3 separate regions of the Homo sapiens genome follow, and all the other regions are linked to region 3. Evidence: read pairs that join two places in POLR2A ChIA-PET (ENCODE). Cell type or tissue: CD4-positive, alpha-beta T cell. All regions are shown on one strand. Each heading gives the region's core, and the rest is flanking DNA. Links, peaks and the distances in the headings are about the cores only.

The links. Peaks named below come from ENCODE experiments on the same cell type or tissue, not always from the same donor. Only the 100,000 strongest peaks of a DNase experiment are listed, where the experiment ranks them.
Region 1: POLR2A ChIA-PET joins it to region 3 with 13 read pairs; 13 of 35 experiments call an interaction of 5 or more read pairs at or near these places.
Region 2: POLR2A ChIA-PET joins it to region 3 with 12 read pairs; 11 of 35 experiments call an interaction of 5 or more read pairs at or near these places.

The regions. Positions count from the first base shown.
Region 1 is chr17:7,327,207-7,331,674 of GRCh38, reverse strand. NEURL4 (neuralized E3 ubiquitin protein ligase 4) reads left to right here and starts at 2,340. Exons shown (of 29, transcript NM_032442.3): 1 at 2,340-2,644; 2 at 3,791-4,235; 3 at 4,445-4,468. The coding sequence starts at 2,363. RefSeq lists enhancers at 906-1,055, 1,936-1,985, 2,016-2,195, 2,131-2,425, 2,408-3,067 and a silencer at 2,396-2,635. In CD4-positive, alpha-beta T cell, for the core only: no CTCF peak of the experiment used is centred there; DNase peaks (open chromatin) are centred at 1,214, 1,534, 2,014, 2,644 and 1 weaker place; H3K4me3 peaks cover 2,203 bases; H3K27ac peaks cover 2,052 bases.
Region 2 is chr17:7,453,264-7,457,263 of GRCh38, reverse strand. CHRNB1 (cholinergic receptor nicotinic beta 1 subunit) reads right to left here. Exons shown (of 11, transcript NM_000747.3): 8 at 2,744-2,967; 9 at 1,808-1,980; 10 at 1,323-1,470; 11 at 1-681. The coding sequence ends at 541. Among named protein-coding and RNA genes, the nearest start is that of CHRNB1, 10 kb to the right of the region's middle. RefSeq lists enhancers at 1,225-1,384, 1,465-1,544, 1,072-1,573. In CD4-positive, alpha-beta T cell, for the core only: no CTCF peak of the experiment used is centred there; DNase peaks (open chromatin) are centred at 823, 1,283 and 1,713; H3K4me3 peaks cover 2,236 bases; H3K27ac peaks cover 1,802 bases.
Region 3 is chr17:7,381,926-7,386,390 of GRCh38, reverse strand. It overlaps TNK1 (tyrosine kinase non receptor 1), which reads right to left. Exons shown (of 13, transcript NM_003985.6): 2 at 3,302-3,555; 3 at 3,071-3,141; 4 at 2,775-2,966; 5 at 2,527-2,682; 6 at 2,138-2,421; 7 at 1,637-1,907. The coding sequence starts at 3,464. Among named protein-coding and RNA genes, the nearest start is that of TNK1, 3.1 kb to the right of the region's middle. RefSeq lists a silencer at 1,979-2,238. In CD4-positive, alpha-beta T cell, for the core only: no CTCF peak of the experiment used is centred there; a DNase peak (open chromatin) is centred at 2,200; H3K4me3 peaks cover 1,538 bases; H3K27ac peaks cover 1,188 bases.

The DNA of each region.
Region 1 (4,468 bases), core at 178-4,177, 55 kb after region 3:
CCACACCTGGCTAATTTTTGTATTTTTAGTAGAGATGGGGTTTCACCATGTTGGTCAGGCTGGTCTTGAACTCCTGACCTCGTGATCTGCCTGCCTCGCACTCCCAAAGTGCTGGGATTACAGGCATGAGCTACCCTGCGTGGCATTCAAAACAGTTTTTGTTGTTGTTTGTTTGTTTTTTGAGATGGAGTCTTGCTCTGTTTTCCAGACTGGAGTGCAATGGTGTGATCTCAGCTCATTGCAACCTCTGCCTCCCCGGTTCAAGCCATTCTCCTGCCTTAGCCTCCCAAGTAGCTGGGATTACAGGTGCCTGCCACCACACCCGGCTTATTTTTGTATTTTTAGTAGGGACAGGGTTTCACCATGTTGGCCGGGCTGGTCTCGAACTCCTGACCTCAGGTGATCTGCCCACCTCGGCCTCCCAAAGTGCTAGGATTACAGGCATGAGTCACCACTCCGACTCAAAACAGGTTTCTTATACCTTGTTGAGGCTGGGGATGGGGTCAGACTTAATGATAATCACAGTCCTGTGCAGCCACGGTTTATGGGGCACCTGCTCTTCTCCCGAAAGCCTGGAACCTCGGACTTCCCACTCAATTGCCCTCACCTACTCTAACTCTTCATTCTTAAGGCTCTGCCCCTTTCCTTCTGGCTCCCACCCTCAGGTGTCCTGAACCCTCCCGACTCTGGGCTGGCTGCCCGCAGAGCTGGGCTCCTTACTTCTCCACATTGGGGGATTTCTGCATCAAGTTGGAGCTGTTCTTTCGTAGGATGCTCCGGGGCCGGTCCTGTTGGGAGTTTTGGGGGTTCAAGCAAGTTGGCCCAGAGTGCGGACTGCACCCGGGGCTGTTTACCTCTTGCCCTGCAGGTCCCCCAGGCCCGGGGCTGGAAGCCCTGGATACACTGGTTCGAGGCCCGGGGATGTTGAATCCACCAGGGTTCCTGCCAGACCCAAGGCTGTGGTTCGCAGCCTCCCTTGGGTGCTGACTGGGCCCGGAACCAAGGACCACTATCCCCCCGGAGGGACAGCTTGAACCAGTACTATGAGTTACGGAGCCCCCTGAGTGCACGTGGGGCCCAGAACCGTGAAACAAGACTACTCTGGAGGGCTGCCCAGCGCCTGCCTCGACTCCTGTGACCGCTGCGGGCACTCCTCTGGCTGCCCCTCCAGGGGAATCCCGGTTGAGGCCGCCAGCAGCCCCTAGGGACTCCACCTTCTCCATGGCCCCACTGGGGGGCTGCTCTCAGCGATCCTGACCCGCCTCCCGGCTCCACGTAGCCCCGCCCCTGGCCCCGCCCCCACCGCTGCCGGCCGGGGATGCTCGGGCTCAGTCCCGGGTCCACTTCTCCCCTGCTCCAGAGCTGCGGCGGGCGGAATCAAGACTATATAGAGACTCGGGCTGGGGGTCCCTCCGCTCGCCCCTTTCCTTTGTGTCCCACCCAAAGATTTTCTTTGTCTGGGCAATTTGTTCCCGCCCTTCTCCATCACCACCCTCATCCAAACCAGCCAATCCCAGTCAGGGGGCCAGGCCAGGAGCTTCGACTGTGACCTCACGGTCCTCCAGCCTGAGCTTGAGCTTCGGGGAGTTGGGCAGGGGGCTTGTTAATAGCTCTAAGGGAGATCTTTTGGGGTCATCAACGCTGTCGCTTGAAACGGCCTGTCGGGACTTCTTTAGACTCTTTGTGGTCTTAACATGGAATAGTTTGGTTGAGTTGGAGTTGAAGCTGGGCTTGACTTGAACTATCAGCGAGCTTCCCCCACCCCCGCCAGTCGGCTAGCTCAGCCAATCAGAAGAGGTGTGAGGCAAAGTGGAAGGACTGCCGCACTGTTGCAAGACACTTCGTCCTCAGTCGGGTGGCGGGAAGAGACTTTCACTACCGCTTCTCTGGGTCCTCCAGACTCGGCTCACGCTGCTTTGGAGCCTGCATCCCGAGGGGAGACACCCCCTCTTGCCGTAAAGCGAGTGCTTCAAGGTGTCACCGCCCCCTAGCGAGGGCGGGGTCGTCGGTGCCGCTGTCGCAAAGCAGAAAGTGTTTGGGCTCCAGCACCCCACCGTCGTAAAGATGCCTGCGGTGGGCGTGTCTTTCTCCCACTGTCGCAAAAGCTCCCTGCCCAGGTCTTCGTCCCCCTCGGAGCCGCTCCGTCACCTCGCTATGCCGTAAAGCGAGGCTCCCGACCCCGTGTCCTTCTGTTCTCATCGTGGTCGTCCCCAGCTCCTAGCGCGGGCTGCTTCATTGCCCGGCAGTGCCGTAAAGCATACCTGGCCTCAGCCCCCCGGTCGTATCCCTCGGACTGTCTGCCCGACGCGGTTGCCACGGTGCCGCCAAGCGCGGCTGTCGCGCTGCCCCGGTGTCAGCGGAGATGGCGGCAGGGTCGGGTGGGAGTGGGGGCTCTGGGGGAGGCCCTGGACCGGGGCCGGGCGGGGGTGGGGGCCCCAGCGGGAGCGGCTCAGGACCGGGGTCCAACGGGGGTCTGGGCAGCGGCGGGGAACTGCACCCGCGCACTGGGCGCTTGGTGAGCCTGTCGGCCTGTGGGCGTACGGCGCGGCGGCAGCAGCCGGGCCAGGAGTTTAACCACGGGCTGGTGTTGAGCCGAGAACCCTTGCGCGATGGACGCGTCTTCACCGTCCGCATCGACCGCAAGGTGCAGCGCTGGTACCGCGGAACAGAGATGTGGAGGGTGGTGGGAGGCGTCTAGAGGGAGACGGGGTAGGACAGCCAGGGTAGCCCACATTGCCGGGCACCGAGAGGGAACAGAAAGACCATAGAGCACCAGGGGGCGGTCAGGAAGACAGCATGAAGCAGAAACATTGAGTTTGAAGATGACATTAAGAGCTTGAGTTTTCTCAAGATCCAGAACCAGGGAAGGGACACGAGGGCTAACCCACTAGAATGGCTGGGAACAGACCTCCTGGTACAATTTCTTGGGCATGGAGGATGGAGAGATGTCAGAGATGTGATGGCAAGTGAAGAAAGATGCCAAGGAACGAACAAACGTAATCCCAGCACTTTGGGAGTCCGAGGCGGGCGGATCACTAGAGTCAGGGGTTTGAGACCAGCCTGGTGAACGTGGTGAAACCCCGTCTTTACTAAAAATACAAAAATTGGCCAGGCATGGTGGCGTGCGCCTGTAATCCCAGCTACTCTGGAGGCTGAGGCAGGAGAATGGCTTGAACCCGGGAGGCAGAGGTTGCAGTGAGCTGAGATCATGCCATTGCACTCCAGCCTGGGCAATAGAGTGAGTGAGACTCCGTCTCAAAAAAACAGAACAAACCATTGAAGGACAGAGGCTGTGCCAGAAAGATAGGTGAGGAGAAAGATCCAGGGTGAGGGAGGTGTGTGTGATTCAGTGAAGAGGCCAGGCTCACAGAAAAAGAACTTGGAAGGAGATTGAATCTGGGTAGAGCCTGATCTTTGGAGAGAATTAGGCCAGGGGAAAGGAATGAATGATACACAAGAGCAAGAGGTGTGGGTATAGGAAGTAGGAGAATTTGGATGGTTGGAGAGCCATAGAGACAAGGAAAGTTAGAGGAGGCAGGAGGTTGGAACCAAGGAATTTGTGCTTGGCTTGGAAAGGAGTGGTTTAGTAAACACTGAGTAGAGAGCAGAGTTGCTAAAGGAAAGCCCAAATAATTACCAAGACGGAGTCCAGAAAATCACTGTCTGCATCTCTGGATTAGTGTTCCAAGAGACAGAAAGCCAGCTAGCTGTCTGAGAGGTGGGAAGATATGGTGGCCTGTGGAATGGGGGGTGGCCCATTCTAAGCCTCTGTCCAATACCCCTATCCCAGGTCAACTCCTGGAGCGGCTCCATTGAGATTGGGGTGACAGCGCTGGACCCCAGTGTGCTGGACTTTCCAAGCAGTGCCACGGGCCTGAAGGGGGGCTCGTGGGTAGTGTCGGGCTGCTCTGTGCTGAGAGATGGACGCTCTGTGTTGGAGGAGTATGGTCAGGACCTGGACCAGCTTGGTGAAGGGGACCGCGTGGGCGTGGAGCGCACAGTTGCTGGGGAGCTTCGGCTCTGGGTGAATGGGCGGGATTGCGGTGTGGCTGCCACAGGCCTGCCCCCTCGTGTCTGGGCCGTCGTGGACCTTTATGGCAAGTGCACCCAGATCACCGTGCTACCCCCTGAGCCAGGCTTCAGCCCCCCTACTCCCATCCCCACACCTCCCCTCGAGCCCTTGGCCCCCACTGAAGACTCTGCCTTGGCTGAACAGGGGACCTCTGCAGATGAAGGTGAGAACACAGCTAGGGCAGTGGTGGTGGGGTGGGGACGGAATGGGGGAAATAGAGTGACAAGACAGGCTGGGTGTGGGCAGGGCCACCCTGATCCCCAAGTCTGTTGAATGGGAGAGCAGGAGCTAGAGGATGGGGGGTTCTCCTGGCTATGGGCCGTGAAGCAGGGACTGAACCCTTATTCCCCTCCCATCCCACCTGGTCCCCAGCCTTCATGGTGTCCCCAGCGCAGG
Region 2 (4,000 bases), core at 1-4,000, 71 kb before region 3:
CTCACTGCAACCTCTGCCTCCCGGGTTCGAGTGATTCTCCTGCCTCAGCCTCCCTAGTAGCTGGGATTACAGGCATGTACCACCACACCTGGCTAATTTTGTATTTTTAGTAGAGACAGGGTTTCTCCATGTTGGTCGGGCTGGTCTCAAACTCCCGACCTCAGGTGATCCGCCCGCCTTGGCCTCCCAAAGTGCTGGGATTACAGGCGTGAGCCACCGCGCCCGGCCAAGTCACATTTCTTGACCTCATAAGGCTTATAATCTAGTTCCTGTTCTGTGTTCTATTTCACTGGCGACCTAGGTGTTGATACCCAAAAGAGCTTCTTCAAGATCCCAAAGAGTAAATCAGATGATACTGCATTTCAGGTGGGTCCAAGACACCTGCCTACCCAGCCCTCAGTCCAATGCAGTCCCCAGAAACGAAATAAGAGGCCCAGATTCCTCGTGAAGGAGTTAAGAGGCAGAGAAGGATAGGGCTTGACAGTATCACCAAACTCTCACTTCAACTGGCAGGGGGCCTGGGTCTCAACCCTCCAGTCTTCAAGGAAAGGGGTCTGGAGGGGGCAAGTGGTACGTGGCGTCCAGGAAGATGACTAGGGTCCCAACGCTGGTGAAGATGATGAAAGTCCACAGGAAGAGGCGGTCCACTACCATGGCCACAAACTGCCAGTCCTCCTTCAGCTGTGGGTAGGCAAAGGAAACTTCCTGAGCTCTGGGCCCAGACCCCCAGGGAAACCCCCCCATTTCCCCGCCCGCTACCCGCTTGAGTCCTCCTACCACTGGTTTGAGGCAACAGCCGGCAGCGCCAACAGGAGAGCGAGACTGCAGGCAATGCATGGGCATAAAGAACCAGTAGGTAAGCAGGGGGTGGGACCAAATGAGGGAGAGGTCCAATCAGAAACGAAAGCGAGGCCGGGCGCGGTGGCTCACGCCTGTAATCCCAGCACTTTGGGAGGCCGAAGCGAGCGGATCACCTGAGGTCAGGAGTTTCAGACCAGCCTGGCCAACATGGTGAAGCCACGTCTCTACTAAAAATACAAAAATTAGCCAGGCGTGGTGGCGCGCCCCTGTCGTCCCAGCTACTCGGCAGGCTGAGGCAGGACAATCGCTTGAACCCGTAGGCGGAGGTTGCAGTGAGCCGAGATCGAGCCACTGCACTCCAGCCTGGGCGACAGAGCGAGACTCTGTCTCAAAAAAAAAAAAAAAAAAAAAAAGCCAAAAAAAAACCACACAAAAAAAACGAAAGCGAGTGCTGGTGCGGAATTTGGGGGTGGGGCCAAGGTCGCCTAGACCTGGCCTTGTTCCACCCCCGTTGGACATACCGCATCGTGGTCCTCCTGTTCCTGCAGCTGTCGAGCGATGTAGCTGATAGAGGAGACGACCTCCCGTAGCTCCGGAAGCAGGGCCACAGCCCGGTTTGGACCATCGATAAATCGCCGCAGATCAGGGGCAGACAGTTCAGGCTGGAACCTGGAAGAGGAGTGACTGGCCACGCCCAAACGCAAAGACAGCCAGTGCCGGCGACCCAGGCCCCGCTCCAGCTGCCTCCAACAACTTGCCAGTTCTCAAAACCCGAGAGCCCATCATGCTTTTCCCTCCAGCAGTGATCTCTCTAGCCTTGTGCAACTTCTTCCACCGCCTCTGTTTTAGTTCCCACCTCCCCTCAAAGTGAGCAGCAGGAGTACTACAACTCCCATGATGCTCAACCACAGCGTCTTCCGAGAGCATGGGCCGCTTCTTCCGCACACTCTTCTGGGAACTGTAGTTCTCCCTCTCCCTCTTATGTGGGTAACGGGCGTAGTCCTACCTATTGGGTTTGGGGAAGAGAAAATCACTTGGCGGCTTCCGGATGAAATATTCATCTGTTCCCCGACCCCAGCCACTTCCTGGAGAAGAACAGTGAGGGGGCTCCGGCATCAGGTCTCTCTCGGGTTTGGGCCTTTTTAGACGCAGGTACAGCGGAAGTTTGTGAATGAAGATCTGCAGAGTAGAAGAGGCGTATTGGTGGGGGCTTTCATGCTTTCAGACCAGAAGGGAAACAGCCAACCACCCCACTCCACATGCCCATTCCCGCGCGTGAGTATGTGCGTGCATATTCTTCCACAAACGAGCTACACAAGGAAATGCAGCCACACAGACCTAAGAGCTCTTTAGTGGGTTGGGCCTGTCGCGGTGGCTCACGCCTGTAATCGCAGCACTTTGGGAAGCCAAGGCAGGTGGATCACCTGAGGTCAGGAGTTCAAGACCAGCCTGGCCAACATGGTGAAACCCTCTCTCTACTAAAAATACAAAAATTAGCTGGGCGTGGTGGCGGGTGCCTGTAATCCCAGCTACTTGGGAGGCTCAGGCAGGAGAATCGCTGGAACCTGGGAGGTGAAGGTTGCAGTGAGCTGAGATTGTGCCATTGCACTCCAGCCTGGCCACAAGAACAAAACTCCATCTCAAAAAAAAAAAAAAAAAAAAAAAAAAGCTATTTAGTGGGTTGGGAGGTATCCCAACTGGAAAGAGAGGGCTTCCAATCTGATAGTACCTAACCCTAAGAATATTTCCCTGGGACCCGAGATGGGCAGTATTGATGAAGAGAGTATGGGATCTGTGAAATGATAATGATGGGGGCTAGCTTAACTGTGCAACATTTCAACACTCAACAAGCTTGGACACTTCAACACTCTGCCACATAGCTATAGTTCTCCCTATGGTCTGTAAAAGGAAAATTGGGGTTGGAGGAGGAGATCTTTCTTACCTGACGGACCCAAAGGGGCATTTGGTGGGTGTGGGGTGAGCGGTGGTGCAGGTTGAGAACCACGACACTAAGGATGACTGAGAAGGTGACGAGGACCATGGTAAACATGAGGTACTTGATAATAATGGGTACTGATAGTGAGGTCTCAGGTACTTTGTCAGCCAGCAGCAGCAGGAACACAGTAAGGGTCAGCAGGGCAAAGATTGAGAGCCCCATCTTCTCTCCTTGGAGGGCAGAGGGGAAGAGAGAAGGATTAGACTTGCCTGAAGGAAAGCTCTATGGCATAATCAGTGACCATGTTTCCAGGCCATTCAAAGACAGATTTCTACAGCCAGGCACAGTGGTTCACACCTGTAGTCCTGGCACTTTGGGAGGCCAAGGTGGGAGGATTGCTTGAGCCCAGGAGTTTCAGACCAGCCTGAGCAACATAGGGAGACCTCTTTTCTACAAAAACAAATTTGAGGCTGGGTCTTGCTCTGTCACCCAGGCTGGAGTGCAGTGGCATGATAATGGCTCATTGAAACCTCCACTTCCCAGGCTCAAGTGGTCTTCCCACCTCGGCCTCCTGAGTAGCTGGGACTACAGGTGCACGCCACCATGCCCAGCTAATTTTTGTACTTTTTGTAGAGACAGGATTTCACCATGTTACCCAGGCTGGTCTCAAACTCCTGAGCTCAAGTGATCCACCCACCTTGGCCTCCCAAACTGTTGGGATTACAGGCGTGAGCCACTTTGCCCAACCTCTACAAAAAGAAAAAAAAAAAAATTAGCCAGGCACAATGGCGCATGCTTGTGGTCCCAACTATTTGAGAGGCTGAGTTGGGAGGACTGCTTGAGTGTGGAAGATGGAGGCTGCAGTGAGCTGTGATGGCACCACTGCCTTCCAGCCTGAGCAACAGAGCAAAACTCCATCATAAAAAAAAAAAAAAAAAAAAAAAGACAGGCTTTTGGAAGGGCCATCTGCATGTAAATCATTCCTACATTTGTATGTCCACCCTGGACTTCTCCCCTGAATGCCAGATATATATCCATCTGCCTACTCAACCTCTCTTGGATAGTTGGATGTCTAATAAATATTTCAAGCTTAACATGTCCAAAACTGAGCCGGGTACAGTGGCTCACACCCGTAATCCCAGCACTTTGCGAGGCCGAGGCAGGCGAATCACCTGAGGTCAGGGGTTCGAGACCAGCCTGGCCAACATAGTGAAACCCCATCTCTACTAAAAATACAAAAAATTAGCTGGGCATGGTGGTGGG
Region 3 (4,465 bases), core at 1-4,000:
ATGACAAACAGGTCAGGGCTCAAGGAGCAAGAGAGGAGGGCCCTGGCTCTACCTGGGGGGACTAACAGGAGCGTCATCCTGTACACTGCTTTCACTCCACATCCAGGCCTGTCAGAGCAGCCTCCCAAGCCCCTCTGGGAAATTTCCACTCCTCTGCAGCCCCACCGCCTCTACCCTCATCCAGACCTCTTCATCTCCCTTCTGCTTCACAGCCACTGTTGCCTACCTGGTCTCCCAGCCTCAGCATCATCCCTCTAATCCATTCTTGCGCCACATCAGAGTGCCGTCATGGTGAGAGTGGCTTGTAACTCCCCTGCCTAATAGGCTTCCCTGGCTCCCAAATGCCTTCAGAGTAAAGACTAAGCTTTAGTGGTAGAGTGTAGCAGCTTAGGGAACAGCTCTGAAGTCAAACTGACTGGCTCAAATCCCAACTCCTCCACTTACCATGTGACTTTAGGCAAGTCACTTAAACTCTCAGTGCCTCAACTGCCCATCAGTAACATGGAGATAATAATTACCTCATCCAGGCCGGGCACGGTGGCTCATGCCTGTAATCCCAACACTTTGGGAGGCCAAGGCAGGTGGATCATTTGAGGTCAGGAGTTCGAAACCAGCCTGGCCAACATGGTGAAACCCCATCTCTACTAAAAATACAAAAATTAGCCAGGCGTGGTGGCAGGCGCCTGTAATCCCAGCTACTCGGGAGGCTGAAACAGGAGAATTGCTTGAACCCAGGAGGCGGAGGTTGCAGTGAGCCAAGATCCCACCACTGCACTCCAGCTAGGGTGACAGAGCAAGACTGTCTCAAAATAAAATACTACTAATAATAATTACCTCATCCAGTGGTTGAGAGCATTAAATGAGCGAATCTGCATAAGCGCCCATGTAAAGTGCACAGTGCAGTGTCCTGCACAGGTCAAGTGCTCTACGTGTTAGCTTAACACGCCTTGCAAAGCCCTCCATGACACAGCTCCTGCTCTCTCTGTGGCCTCATTACTTCTTCTTCTTCTTCTTTTTTTTTTTTTTGAGACGGAGTTCGCTCTTTTTGCCCAGGCTGGAGTGCGATGGTGTGATCTCGGCTCACCGCAACCTCTGCCTCCCAGGTTCAAGCGATTCTCCTGCCTCAGCCTCCCGAGTAGCTGGGATTACAGGCATGCACCACCAGACCCAGCTAATTTTGTATTTTTTAGTAGAGACGGGGTTTCTCCATGTTGGTCAGGCTGGTCTTGAACTCCCGACCTCAGGTGATCTGCCCACCTCCGCCTCCCAAAGTGCTGGGATTAGAGACGTGAGCCACCGCGCCCGGCCTGCGGCTTCATTATTTCTATTTTCCCCTCCCACGCTGAGCCCTTCTCTTCCTCTGCGTGTCAACACGACTGCAACTGAGTGCTGTCTCCTCTATGCCCCTTTCCTGGCCCAGACACAGACCCCAGCCTTTCAGTCTGCATCTGTGTAGCCCCAAGCTGCCTCCCCAGGGCTCTGATCTCCCTGCAGGTAGGGACTGCATCTGTTTTGCTCAGAGCTGAGTCCCAGAGCCCAGCACAGACATCTAGATGTGTTAGTCTTCGCATGGAACCCTGGGAGAGCGAATGGAGGGAAGAGGGACTGTGTATCTGGTGAGGTCGGGGGTTCCCACCTCTTGCAGCAGCCCCTCCAGGTGGGAAAAGCTAGGCCGGTCGGCAGGGTGGGGGGCCCAGCAGCGCAAGGCGAGGGAGTAGAGGGCCCTGGAGCAGAGGGGAGGCCTAGGCAGCCGGGCTCTGTCCTCCAGCCGCTGCAGGATGAGGTACGGTGGGACCCCGGCCCAGGGTTCCTCGCCCCCGGAGAACATCTCCCACAGCGTCACCCCAAACATCCACACGTCCGAGGCAGACGAGAAGGCTCCGTGGCGCAGGCTCTCTGGGGCACACCTGCCGAAGGAAGTGGAGCTGAAAGGGGCGGGACACGTGCTCCTTGGAGGCCCACCCTCCACGGAGCACCCCCGAGTGCACCCATCTTTCACAAAAGTCCTCTTTGCCTAGGAGGATAACCCTTCTGGTCCAAGCCTCCCTCAGAAGCCCGGCCCCCTCCGATCTCCCTCGGCTGCTGCCCTCCGGATCCGCCCGGCTCAGAGCCCGACCGCCCGCGGACCCGCTCTCACCAGGCGTAGGGGATAGGGCGGGGCCCGCCCATGACGTAGCGGCCCCGGGCACCGCCCAGAGGCCGCACCAGCCCGAAGTCAGCCACCTTGATGGTGCGCGGCGACGCCAGCAGTAGGTTGCGCGTAGCGAGGTCTCGGTGCACCAGCCCGCGGGCCCCCAGGTACGCCATGGCTCCCGCCAGCTGCCGCAGGAAGAGGCAGAGCAGGGCCACGAGCAGCGGGGGTGTCGGGGCCGGGGCCGTTAGGCGCGCGTGCAGGGAGCCCAGTGGCGCCAGCTCCATCACCTGCAGGAGGGAACACCGCGCCGCGTGAGCCGGACCCATTGGACCCTGGCCGCCCACGCTCCTGCCGCACGGCTGTCCCGGGAACCAGCGGCTGGATCTGCTCACCATCTGCAGAGGCTGGCCCAGTACAAGGCCGTGCAGACGCAGCACGTGTGGGTGCTCCAAGTTCATCATGACCGATACCTCTCGCAGGAAGTCCCCCAGTTCTGTGCCCATCGGGCCTTCGGGACCTACCCGGAGGGACTTGACAGCCACTGGGACCTGGAGGTGGGGGGAAGCGCCTTTAGGCATTGCGGGCATGAAGAACAGAGGGGGCAGCTGGCCTGGATGAAGCGGGCTCCCTGGACACTCACACTCTTGCCACTGGGCAGCGTCCACAGCCCTCGGTGCACCACACCGAAGCAGCCTGAACCCAGCAGCTCCCCTCTGCAAACAGCACCCTCTGGGATCAGACACTTGAGGCCCCCCTCTGGCTCAGGGAGGTGCCGTGGGCTGTCCGAGGGCAGGGTGGGCTCCTTGTGCTCAGGGGCAAAACCTCCAAGGATCTGAAACAGGGATGGGAAATCCGGTATGCAGAGCCCTGCGCCCCCCTCCCTGCCCCTCAAGCCACCTCATTCCCAGGCCCAAGCTGCCCACCTACAACACACACCTTGTAGACCCAGTTCTTAGACTTAGGCCCAGAACGTAGCCTTTTCAGAGCTTCGGACAGTCTGCGCTGGGCTGTGGGAGGCCAGAATCAGGGCTGGAGTGGAGGTGGGTGTGGGGAAGAGTGCGGAGAGACTTACAGGGAAGAAAAGGGCTGGAAGAGGGTTGTGGTGGGGGAAGGCAACTGATAGGCTGTGGACAGAGAGACCAGGGCCTCGGGGCAGGGGTCCCTCACCAGGCCGGCCCATGCCAATGCCGTCCAGGTCCTCAGGCTTTACAAAGTCGAAGTGCTCTGGCCGAGTGACATTAAGCTCCTCAAGGATGGGCCAGTAAAACTGGGCCAACTGGATGTCCCGGAGCAGCTTCAGTAGCCACAGGGAGCCAGCCTCAGGAAGCATGTCTGGAGAAGGAGTTCCTAAGGATGATGGCACTCTCCTTCAGATGGTGAGCTCAGGGTAGGCCCTAGAGAGACCAGGTCTCCAGCTCCACCTGCAAGTCATTAGAAACACTCAGGTACAGAGGCAGGGACACAGCAGAGACAGCCAGGATCCCTGCCACTCACGCACACAAATCCCAGATAGAATGTTCCCCGTGCCCAGGCATCCGGGTACTCTGTCCCTTCACCGCTGAGTAACCTGCCCTGCTCACACCTGCAATTTTAGCATACTGCCTGCTCCTACTACAGACTCCAGGTATGTTACCATCCTGACTCTGAAATATCACGGCACATCACACACCCGGACACCCAGAAACACTGCCCTTTTAGACCTGAGCTACGCAGTGGCACAAACTCACTCATACACACCTGAGACGACATCTCCCTTCCTCCAACATGAGACATCTCCCTTCCTCCAACATGAGACATGTTTGCCTACCACACACACTGGAGATGCTCAGATATGACAACCACACCATACCTCAGACATGTAGGTAGAGCACGCACACACACGAAGGTACACTGCCTCCCACATGCTGCCACACACACACACTGAGACCTACAGATATACTGCAAAACATGGCCGAGACTCCCAAATACATGTCCTCTTTTTTTTTTTTTTTGAGACGGAGTCTCGCTCTGTCATCTAGGCTGGAATGCAGTGGCGTGATCTCAGCTCGCTGCAACCTCCGCCTCCCGGGTTCAAGCAATTCTTCTGCCTCAGCCTCCCAAGTAGCTGGGACTACAGGCGCGTGCCACCATGCCCGGCTATTTTTTGTATTTTTAGTAGAGATGGGGTTTCACCATATTGGCCAGGCTGGTCTTGAACTCCTGACCTCGTGATCCGCCCGCCTCGGCCACCCAAAGTGCTGGGATTACAGGCGTGAGCCACTGCGCCCGGCCGATATATGTCGTCTTAACGCTGAGACATTTCAGCATGCGGCCACAAAACGCCCAGGCTCA